Regions from separate parts of the Mus musculus genome. Here region 2 is linked to region 1. Evidence: chromatin contacts called from ENCODE Hi-C or POLR2A ChIA-PET data. All regions are on one chromosome and are shown on one strand. Each heading gives the region's core, a stretch centred on a gene start or an enhancer-like site at or near the end of the contact. The rest is flanking DNA. Distances are from core to core; before and after follow the strand shown. Region 1 holds the start of Coa5 (cytochrome C oxidase assembly factor 5). Region 2 holds the start of Tmem131 (transmembrane protein 131).

The links. Hi-C counts contacts between places; a loop is a spot of excess contacts on that map. ChIA-PET counts read pairs that join two places held with the same protein, here RNA polymerase II (POLR2A).
Region 2: a map of heart shows a loop between it and region 1 (2.0-fold over the local background). The contact joins the promoter of Tmem131 here to the promoter of Coa5 in region 1. A Hi-C loop is called at or near these places in 1 of 37 maps with a recorded cell type or tissue (heart). POLR2A ChIA-PET finds 5 or more read pairs at or near these places in 1 of 5 experiments (Patski).

What each region holds. Positions count from the first base shown.
Region 1 is chr1:37,427,999-37,433,315 of GRCm38, forward strand. It overlaps Coa5 (cytochrome C oxidase assembly factor 5), which reads right to left and starts at 2,105. Exons shown (of 3, transcript NM_198006.4): 1 at 1,871-2,105; 2 at 344-427. The coding sequence starts at 1,969. It overlaps Unc50 (unc-50 homolog), which reads left to right and starts at 2,141. Exons shown (of 6, transcript NM_026123.4): 1 at 2,141-2,495; 2 at 3,295-3,578; 3 at 4,553-4,673. The coding sequence starts at 3,299.
Region 2 is chr1:36,936,501-36,941,817 of GRCm38, forward strand. Tmem131 (transmembrane protein 131) reads right to left here and starts at 3,027. Exons shown (of 41, transcript NM_018872.2): 1 at 2,665-3,027. The coding sequence starts at 2,845.

The sequences.
Region 1 (5,317 bases), core at 855-3,354:
CACGCCAAAACTCAAGCACTGACACTTCTTCCTGGCCGTGTAAGACAGAAGTGCCAACGCTGTCCTCAGCCTGCTAGGCTTGTGTGCAACTGCCAATGACCTGAATTCATGAGGTCAGCTCTTCCTATTTAGGACTTGCTGAGACCTCATCCTCCAGCTTTCAGGAAACCATGAGGGCCAGCTGCTCTACAGGATAACATGGTATGCTTGCTCTATGTTCATCACTGGAGTCCCCACACCATTATCCAAACCATATCACTACAACTGATGTATGACCATTAAATCATTCACATTTAATTCTATGTATAGGTAACATAAGCTTTTGAAATGGTTCATCACTTACCATTGATCTTTTACATTCAAAAAAGGAATACTGCAAAGCTCTACAGTTGCCTTCCTTCAAACACTGCCGTGGGGATTTTCCTTCCTGTGATATACAAACCAATGTGAATGTCTGAAAGACTGTCCCACAAAGCACAGACAACTGTTCTTCTGAAAGTAGTTTTTTTTTTTAAAGTTGACTTAAGAAAATTCTTAATTCCTTTTTATTAACCTTGGTGATTAAAGAAAAGCAAATGTAAAGATTATCAAATAAGTAAGTATTTTGAGTCTGCTTTGAAATTTAATTTTATGAGTGTTTGCCTGCATGTACAAACATGCACTACATACAGACCTGGTGCCTATGGATGTCAAAGAGGCTACCAGGAGGAACTGGAGGATAGATGATTGTGCACCACCTTATGGCTGCTAGGACCAAATCCTGACCCTCTGTAAGAGCAACAAGTGCTCTTAACCACTGAGCCATCTATTTTCCAGCCCCCAGAGCCTAAGATTTTTAGGACATATCGTCAATGTTTGTATAAGCCTTCCTATGGATGAGAACCATGAATTGGATGTGTTAAAATAAAGACCTTTTAGTGTTAGTACTAAACTCTGTATATAAATGTTAATAGGGAGGGGCTGGCAAAGTGGCTAAGTAAAGAAAATGCTTGCTGTGCATGAGAGCTCCCAGTTCAGCACCCACATAAAGAGCTGGGCATGGTGGCAGAAGTCGTTTATCCCAGAATGGGAGTGGAGCCAAGCAGATCTGGTTAGGCTAGCCAATTAGGTCCACTGACATGCTATCTCAAGTAATAAGGTGGAGGGGCTGGAGAGATGAGTCAGCGGGCAAGAGGCCTTGCTCTTCTGAGGTCAAGGTCAGTAATGGGAAAACCATACTGAGTTCCCTCTGGAAGTTTCAACTTTTCTGGTTTTCCAAGAGTCATAAAATCTTAAGAAGTCTATTTTTGAGAAAGTTCTGAACCTTCTCCCCACTCCCCTTTCTCCTCACTATCCCCCACTGGAAGGTACGTTGTGATCATCTGAGTTCATACCCTACGTTTCTCTGAGCCCTTCTCATTCCTCGCCTGTTTCCCAAGGCAGCACATAGTATAAAGGCTTATGTTGAATTCCTCCCAGAATGCAATGCTATAGGTTTAAGATAGGTTAAAGATCGGCAGAGAGAAACTATGGCACACCATGAGATACTTCCATATTCTAGAAGCCAAGGAACCAAAACTCTCCACCACAGATCAAGTAGCCATGCGGCGCAGGCACAGGCCTTGGCAGCTGCCCTTAGAGTGGGAGTCTCTGGTGGCGCGTGCCAGCACTCAGGGATCGCTTCCTGAACAGAGCTGGCTGAAGGTTTACAAAATCCTTAGGTGGGTAGTAAGTTATCTCCCACTTAACACCAGTAAGAACTGGGGATGCGAGCTCAAGAGACCTGTCCAAAGTCAGGAGCGGACGCGCGACCTCTACCCTCGACGTGACCTCCCCTCGCAGGCCATCATGGAGCCAGTCTTGACTGAGCTCTGCCACCCAGATCCGCTACCTGGAGCACACAGGCAGACTGCAGCAGACATGCACCCAGATCCTCCTTCACGCCCGCACACGCGCCGCCCTCCGGCTTGTCCTCATAATACCGGGGCATGGCGGGGACCCACCGCCCTCACCACACTGGATCACGGCCCTCGGTCACCCCGCACGGCCCGGAAGGGCGTGGGACACGCCCACTGGCAAGCTACCGGCGAGGGTGGGAGAAAGTCTCAACAACTTCCGCCAGGAGTGCGACTCTTCAGGGTATGCGCACGCGTGGCGGAAGTGCGTGTCCGTAACGTAAATACAGAGCGCCGCAAGTGCGGGCTACGTAGCGGGAAGGGAAGTGGCCCCAGCGGCGGCTGGGCTCGGCTGCCCTGGGAAGGTGGCGGTAGTCCCGGGCCCAGGACGAGGCCTCGAGGGCCTTCAGGTGCGGCCTGCTCTGTGTGCGCAGGGTGGCGTTCGTGCCGTCGGCCGTTTCCACGGTTAGCTCGCGACCTGGCGTCTCAGCGGCTGGGCGAGGGACCGGCCGGCGCCCGGCAGCTCGAGTCCTAGGCCCGCCGTGGAGCTGCTGGGTAAAACCAAAGACAGCCGCTTACGTGGGAATCGCAGGATTAGAGCCGTTTTTCTATTCTAAGCAGGTCTGAAATTTTGCAAGGAGACACACACCCTGAAACCTTGTCGTTGCTTGTTCTTAAGTCAAATGTCACTGGGCCGTTTGTATTTTTAGTTGACAGAGGCTTGGGGTAATGGAGACCTGCTGGCGGGGCGGGGCGCCGCGCCGCGCCGCGGAGGGCAGGTAGGCTGGGCGGTGACCAGCAGTCATTTAGCTTCGGACTAGTTGGACTGGCCCCTTCGCGCTGTTATTCCTCCTACCCAGCCATCCTAGGAGTAAAACCATCAAGGAGTGTAATTTTTATTGTCACATTCTGAATAACCAGGGACTTGCTGGCCATCGCCGATGGACTTGTACAAATAAACTGTGTGTCTTACTTTTTCAGTAACCTTGCTTTTAGATTAAACTTTTTGTTTGTTTTAAATCTTGGTCATTACAAACACGGAATTTTGAACCAGTGTTCGGTCATTGTCCCGTGTTAATGAGGACGTCATTGCACACCCCCTTGTGCTGCTTTTTCCTTGGCCTCCATTATCAGTAGTGAGCTACTGCAGCTGTCAAAGGCTTGATTGAGGTGAAGGTTGGGAAACCATCGACTGAAGTTAAGTGCTTGTTTCAGGTGATACAGGAGTTTGTGGTACTGCCTTGATGGCATTACCCTTGGCCAGCCCCTAGACAAGCCCCAGAACCAACTCTATAGCTTCTGGCCCCTAATCCTTTCTGAAGGTGGCAAGAGAAAACGTCATAGCGCTGACGAGGAGTTCTAGTAGCCAAATAATTACATTTAAGATTACATCTAAGAGAAATGTTCTCATTCCATCTAGGAAGATGCTACCAAGTACTTCCTTGAGTTCTTCGATGCACGGGAATGGAGTATTAAATTCCAGGGATGCAGCAAGGCACACGGCTGGAGCAAAACGCTACAAGTACCTCAGAAGGCTCTTTCGATTTCGGCAGATGGACTTTGAGTTTGCTGCATGGCAGATGCTCTACCTGTTTACCTCTCCTCAGAGGGTTTATAGAAACTTTCACTACCGGAAGCAAACAAAGGACCAGTGGGCCAGAGATGACCCTGCCTTCTTAGTCCTCTTAAGTATCTGGCTCTGTGGTAAGTGTGTCTCAGTTTACAAGCAGTATAGTAGAAAAACAAATTGGGGTTTTCAGAGGAAACTTTATCTTTTGGGATAATGTATGGCGGGTCAGACTCTTGGGGTGTGTGAAGCTGTGGGATTTGTTTGTCTTTTCTAAAACATGAGAAAACTGGCAAGAAAGAAAGTGGAGTTCTTCCTAGTGCTGGCTGTAACACGCCAGAGTAAACTACTGTACCCAGTGTATGAAAGTAGGGCATGGGGTTCGTCCCAGAGTTGGTTTATTCCTTCTCTTTTGAAACAGCTTCTAGATGTGTAGGCCAGGCTGGCCTGGCACTCAGGAAGCTCTTAACTCAGTCTCTTAGTGCTGGCTTGACAGTCGTGTTCTGCCACACTGGCTGACTTTAAAACAAACAGAACAAAACTAATAAGAACCAAACCCAAGTGTGTGCCAAGAAATATTAGGATAGGAATTACATTTCTTAATTAGGCAAATCTGCAAGGCCGGCAGATTGCTATCTTTTTATTTTTGTTTTTTGTCAAGCGGAGGGGCAGGGGTTGGTAGGACCAGGAATAGAAACCAGTGACTTAAATCTACCAGGCAAGTGAGCTGCACCCCCAGCCTTCCAGGGTAAGAGTTCTGAAAGTACTGATCAAACTGGAAAAGAACCTTTAGATTCTCCAGTACCCCAACTGGAGAACATCAACAGTCCCCGTCAACTAGAGGGTACTGGAGTATGTAGGTGCTTTTCACATTTAACTGGACTTAAGAGTAAGTTGAGTGCCGTCCCGTCCACACTGGTGTTCTGAGTGCCCTGTGTCCTGTCATTTACTGCATTCAGAGGTGACATCTCTTTCCACATCAGTTGCATGTACCTTGTCATGAGGGTTTTCTTCATCATCTGTGTGCCACCTCTACTACACTGTGGGTGTATGGGAGTCAGGGACTGTTTTGTACCTGAGCCTGGCAGTGACTTGTAACTCTTTATTTCAGTGTCCACCATAGGATTCGGCTTTGTGCTGGACATGGGATTTTTTGAGACAATAAAGCTGCTGCTGTGGGTTGTGTTTATAGATTGTGTGGGTGTTGGCCTTCTGATCTCAACGTTAATGTGGTAAGTACGGTAAAGTGGCTCCTTCTATGCTGTCCCGCCTCTGTTTCCTTCAGAGGGGCAGTAACTAGTGAAGACAGAGTAGCTGAAGTGGCTGGGCAGACTGCTAGGATGGTTCTAACTTGGCTCCTGTGTCTGTACTAGGTCAGAAAATACTCTAATGGGTGCTTTCTGTCATTGTAGCAAATCCCAGAATGGTTTACCCTGCTAAATTCTGATTTTTTATAATATATGTATGGTTCTGATTAGCTTTGTTTTCTACATTTGTCAGTGGGTACCATTTCCAGGTGCATGAGTGCTTCAGTATTGTTTCGGTCCATTTAGATCTAGGTTATCCTCTGGAGTTTTACATCAGTCAGGGGTGTTTGAAAGGGGTTTTGTTTTCAGTGTGTCTCCTCTGTGCTGAGAAGAAATTACATCCAGAGGCCTTCAAAGGCCGTCAGCCTGCTTCTGTCTGGGGTTGAATGAACAACCATAGTTGGCTGTAGACTAGAGATCTGGTGTTCAGTGTGTTACTTCCCTCAGAGAATGTTCCTGTGTGCTTGGCCTCCTGGGCAAAGGGTGATGATGTAACAAGTGGCTTCAGAAGGTGGAGACTGAGGAGGGAGCAGAGAAAATGCAATCGTTTCAGACATGTCCACACGGCA
Region 2 (5,317 bases), core at 1,777-4,276, 490 kb before region 1:
GATTCCATCAAAAGTCATAACATATATGTACCTTCACCGTGCATACAGAGAGACAGACAGAAAGAGATTTTCTGTTTTCAGTATGTAAATGTTACTCTCAAGAAAACTCGTGACACTAACCAAGTTATCTGTAGTAATTATAGTGACTTTCTGTCTGACAACTATCTCAAAGTCTTTACAAACATTCAAGCGCAATCAAAGGTCCCTTTCCTCTAGACCAGAGATAACACACTTCACAGATCTGTTAAGATGTGTGCTAAGATACTCGTCCTATCTTAAGACAGGAATGGCTCCTGTGGTCACGTGGTTCAAACACGCAGAACCCCATCGGGCGATCCAGCTTTGCCTGCAGCTTTCCCTTAGGAGACAGGGACTTCTACATTGTCTTGATTTTCTAGGAAATTCTACTGCAATGAAGGGAAAAATATACAAACACACAAAATACCCAGAGAACTACCACTGAATTTGCTGGTAGACCCCTTCTTGGAAAGGTCAAGCTATATTACTTGACACAGAAGATCCTCAGGGAGTAAAGAGATAAACTAAGCTTAGCTATCATTATAAGTCTGACCAAACTTCCTGAAAACAAAAACAAAAACAAAAAAAACAAGAAACAAAAACCAAAAACTCAACAGCACTGGGGCAAATGTTATATTAGTGCCACATCAGAGGCCAAAGACATTGTGTCACAGTCCTGGGTGAAAATCAATTCCATTTTCTCTACTTATTCAAAATAAAAACATGACTGGAATTTGATCTAGAAGCAGCATGTTTTGAGAGTAGAACATTTATTGAGAACGTTTTTGGAACGTGTGATTAAAACCAGACCTACTTATGAGAGACTAAGTCATATGATCTATATTAATATAATTACTCCTAATATCTTACTTAAATAACTATTTGGTCCATACAAACTGTTCCCCCTGATACTGCATAACCACAAAAGCTGTCTGATTCAGCCAGGCCCAGTGGCTGATTCAATCACTTCCTTTCATACTTAACACGCTGGCAGCTATTCTACAGGCTCAGCCCTTATATATATTTATGAATATTAGAGAGGTGCATGGACACGTAAATTATGCAAATGGAAATACACAAATATATTTTAGACTAATGTCTTCAAACAATAACTTTATTTACTTAACTGTACCCCCAAAATTAGTGTATAAAATGACAATTGAAAAATAATACACTTTAGAAGGATAATGAAAACTTAGATTCAATCACTACTTCAGTTCCCAGTTCGTGAGACTCAAAAGCACCTAGCTAGGCGCCTATACCACACAAGGCAATCAATAGCAAAGCAAAGCCAGCGCCCCTCTAGGTCACAGTGAAGCACACAAGTACACATGCCCATTCAATTATCACACTATAAAAGGTTCACTCAACACACATGGGCAAATGTTGGCTACCATGGCCACCCATAACAACACTAAACTAACAGGGGATCATAAATAATAAGAACTATGACAATCCCAGGCCTGACCATCTTAAAGCAGCATTTTTTAATGTTTAAAATAATCTTGCCTCTGCCAAATCCCTGCTTGCCTGTTAACCAGGCTGACTCTGTTTATAGAGTTAAGTGAGAGAATATAATGTTTCTAAGGAAAATAAATAATAAACTGACACAGAGTTGCACTTTAAGGCTAATCTGGTTTACTTTACAGCTGCTAGCCAGTAACAGCGACTTTATACAGGAAAAACAAAAATAATCTAACTAGTTTTCTTCTTAGGGAAAAAAAAAAGCAGCATTCACTGTGAATTAATTCATGAAGGTTCTGTGACTGCTCACACTTCTCCTTGGGCTCACGTTCAGAAACAGGTAGTCCAGAACACCCCCACCCCCAAATTAGTCTTCAAGACTGCAAAGTAATTTCTGATCTTGTCAAAGTACCAGTTTTACAACCTTACAATATTAGAGGAGTTATTAAAACTGGAGTGCGGCTTCAATTGTGAGTTACAGGTGAAGGGTGTGCAAGCTGGGAACTTGACATTCGTTTCTAAGGGCTCACACATCAAAGAGAAAGGCACCGAATTACGTGAGGATATTAAAGCAGAAATGGAAACCGGCTTCCAGTAGCTTACTAGAGGCAAATGAGAGTCTATTTAGGGCTAATAACAAACGATCCTCCATACCGCAAAGGGATAGTGAAGAAGGATACTAAGGAAACAAGAGCCTCTTCAAAGAGATGTCCCAGCAAATAGAAATTTTATAAGCCGTGTATTGAAGCCTTTCCACCAGTCTCGCTTTTTTTTTTTCTTCTTTTTTAACCACCGCATTTTAAAGTGAGCTCGGTCCGCATGCCCAAATTAAAACCTGACAAAGGGAAAACAAGAAAAGCGTCCCGCGATCGACCTAGCAGGAGCCACCAAGAAGCCTAAAAGCGGGGTGCCTCCTCGCATAGCGGGCCAAGTGGCAAGAACCTACAAGAGAGCTCGGGAAGTTTTATGGGCACTGACAGTAGACGAGGGAAAGACCGGGACACGGTGAGGGGAAAGGAATCACGGAGCAGCGGCAGAGCCGCGGCGCGCGGCCGACGCGGCAGCTCGCCGAACCCCGAGTCGCCGGCTCGGGACGGGGCTCGACCCAGCAACTTCGCGCCGGCGCCCGTCGCGGGCCTCCCTCTGCCGCCTGTCGCCCGCCGCCCGCCGCCGGCAACCCACCTTCCTTCTCGGCCCGCGCCGCGGCCACCACGAGGGTCATCACCAGGTGCAGCGCTCCCAGGAGGCCCGCGGCTGCGCTCCGAGGACCCCCGCCTCGGCCAGCCGCGGGCTCCAGCCCGGCCGCGGAGGACGTGGAGGCGGCGGCGGCGGCGGCGGCTGCTCCTCCCGCCCGCTTCCCCATCCTGGCGGGCCGGGGGCCGCCGAGCTCGAGGTCCTGCGCGACCCTTCTCCGCGAGGCGACGGCAGCGGCGCGGGAGCCGTGGTCCGGGCTATGGCCGCGGTGCCCGAGGAGAGAGCGGTTGTGGGCCCAGAGCTCGGGCTCCCGGCGTGGGTCTGGGTCGGTGCGTGCGTGGGAGCGAGAGTGTCAGTCACAGTCTCGGCATCGGCATCGCCTACGAAGAGCCGGAACGGAGAGGCCGCGGGTCAGGCACGGCGGGCGGCCATACTGGAAACGGGCAAGGGCCGCGGGCCCCGGCGCTGGCCTCTAAGGGGCGGGGCAGAGCGCAGGGGCCCGCCCCCTCCGTGCCAATACCTGGGCGGCCCGCCGGTTCGCGTGCTCCCCGTGGACTCCGTGAGCTCCGGCTCCTCGCCCCGCCCTCAGAATCACACGGGCTTCACCGACCGGACGGGCCGGGGCGGCCAACCGCACCCTGTCACTGCCGCACGGCCCGGGAGAAGGAGGGAGAGGGACCCGGGCCGGCCAGGAGTTAAGATGGCGGCCGGAGCTTCACGGAGGCAATGACGGCAGTCACGTGGGAGATAGGGTAGCCACGCTGCGCAGCCGCTTTGGTGCGTGGGCGGGGCCCGGCCGCGCCTCCGACGCCGGGACAAACCCGGGTCTAGTGGTACTGCAATGTCCGAGCCTTTCAGAGGGCTGAGTGCGCATCCGGAGCCCAGCGCCGACAGTCCGTGCCAGTGATTTCTCGGGTCGCACCTCTGCCTCTCGGTGGCTTTGACGTGGGAAGTGTTCAGGGTCCGATTCAATTTCTTGCAGTGCTTCCTTAAGAACGGGGGACCCGCCCTCTTTACATTTGTGTCTTCCAAAGCGTACCCAAGAGGGACTTAATGGAACCTTCGTACCTCTTGTTCACAGGAAGCCCTTTTTATGCAGTTTCTTTGCTTGCTTGTATTTGGAAACTTACCATGTGTGTAAAAAGCATTAGTTGGGGCGGGGTGGAGGAACAAGGCGAGGTGTGCCAGAAATCAGACTGGGTTTTCTCTGTCTTGGAATGATCAATATGTTTCTATGCGCATACTCCTTTCAAAGGCCAAAATCAAAGATGGTGTGTCTTAGTCTCCTGTAAGAAGCACCTCATGTCTCCCAGGTTAAAGTTTGAGTGTGTGTGTGTGTTTTTCTGTGTGTCTGTTTGCTCGATACAAGTCTTAATCTAGGCCCTTTGGGGAAGGGGAAGGAAGGATATTGTCACAGTTTGGTAGCCTGGTCACTTCCCCCCAGAGCCTAGCCCCAGAGTCTTTTTTTGCTTTTCTCAGCTTTTGGTTGAGTTAGTCGATCTATTTAAAAGGCCACATTTGCCTATTGCATGTCTTAGAACAAACTAGAAAAGAAAATGGGATTTCAGAAAACCTTTTTTAAAAGGTACTCAACGTTCTTCCTTCTGCTGTCGTCCTGTTTGTGAAGCAAACATGTAAATTAATAATACATTTTGAAGGCGTCCTCACCCCCGATGGCTTTTGGTTTGCCCCCCACCCCCACCCCCAAGGCATTCTCCTTCTGTAGCCTAGGTTGACCTAGAACTCACTGTGAGCCCAGGCTGGAGTGGAACTCATTGTGTTCCTTAAAAGTCAGTAGAATACTGGGATTAGAGGTATATGCCACCATCCCTGACTGCTGTTTTAAAGAACATTAATTTTTTGAATACTAGCACTGAATTTAAGTTAATGGTTTTCAGTGCTGGGTATCCAACCCAGGGCTTAAATTTTCTTCTTAATGTAATGAAATCTCAATAATTATCTCTAAACTGGCTTTTGAAATGTGCCTAAGGTAAGAGATTTATATGGAAGGTTTCTAACACTGGGAGAAATTAAGCCCAAGGAAATGTAAGTGCTTCACTGGGTCATAGTTTAGCTTCCAGGGTGCTGGCAATAGTCCTTCCTCCACTGCCAAACTCGAGGCAAGCAAGTCCCTCCAACCTTGAAAAGTTCACTTCTCTAAAGCAGGCATCAACCACATTCCATATTAACCCTAGGCTCAAAAGCCCCTTGGGAAACAATTTGCATGTGTCATTGGCACTTGAACATATAGGAACATGTTCAGCAGAGGTCAGCTTCTCATGAATCTACTGCCTCTGCAGTGGGCCCTTTTTCTTAACACAAGTTCTTTCCAAGACCCTATACCTAACTGTGTATTTTTGAGCTGTGTTCTTTTTTTTAAATGGCTCCTTGGAATACTTGAACAGGCTTTTACCTGACTCTTTAGAGTCAGCATTTGGGCAGGGGCAGCCCTAACAGGCAAGGTAGTCTTAGGCCGGCCTGTCACTAACACCAATTAAAGAGACAATTAAGTGAAAAGCAGGGCAAGGAGATTTATTCAGTGTGGCCACAGTGGGAAGAGGAGGGTTAAAGGTCCCCAGCCCGCTCTTAGCAGTGTTTAACACAGGTTTCAGTTTAAACGGAGGGAGGGCAAGAGGTAGTC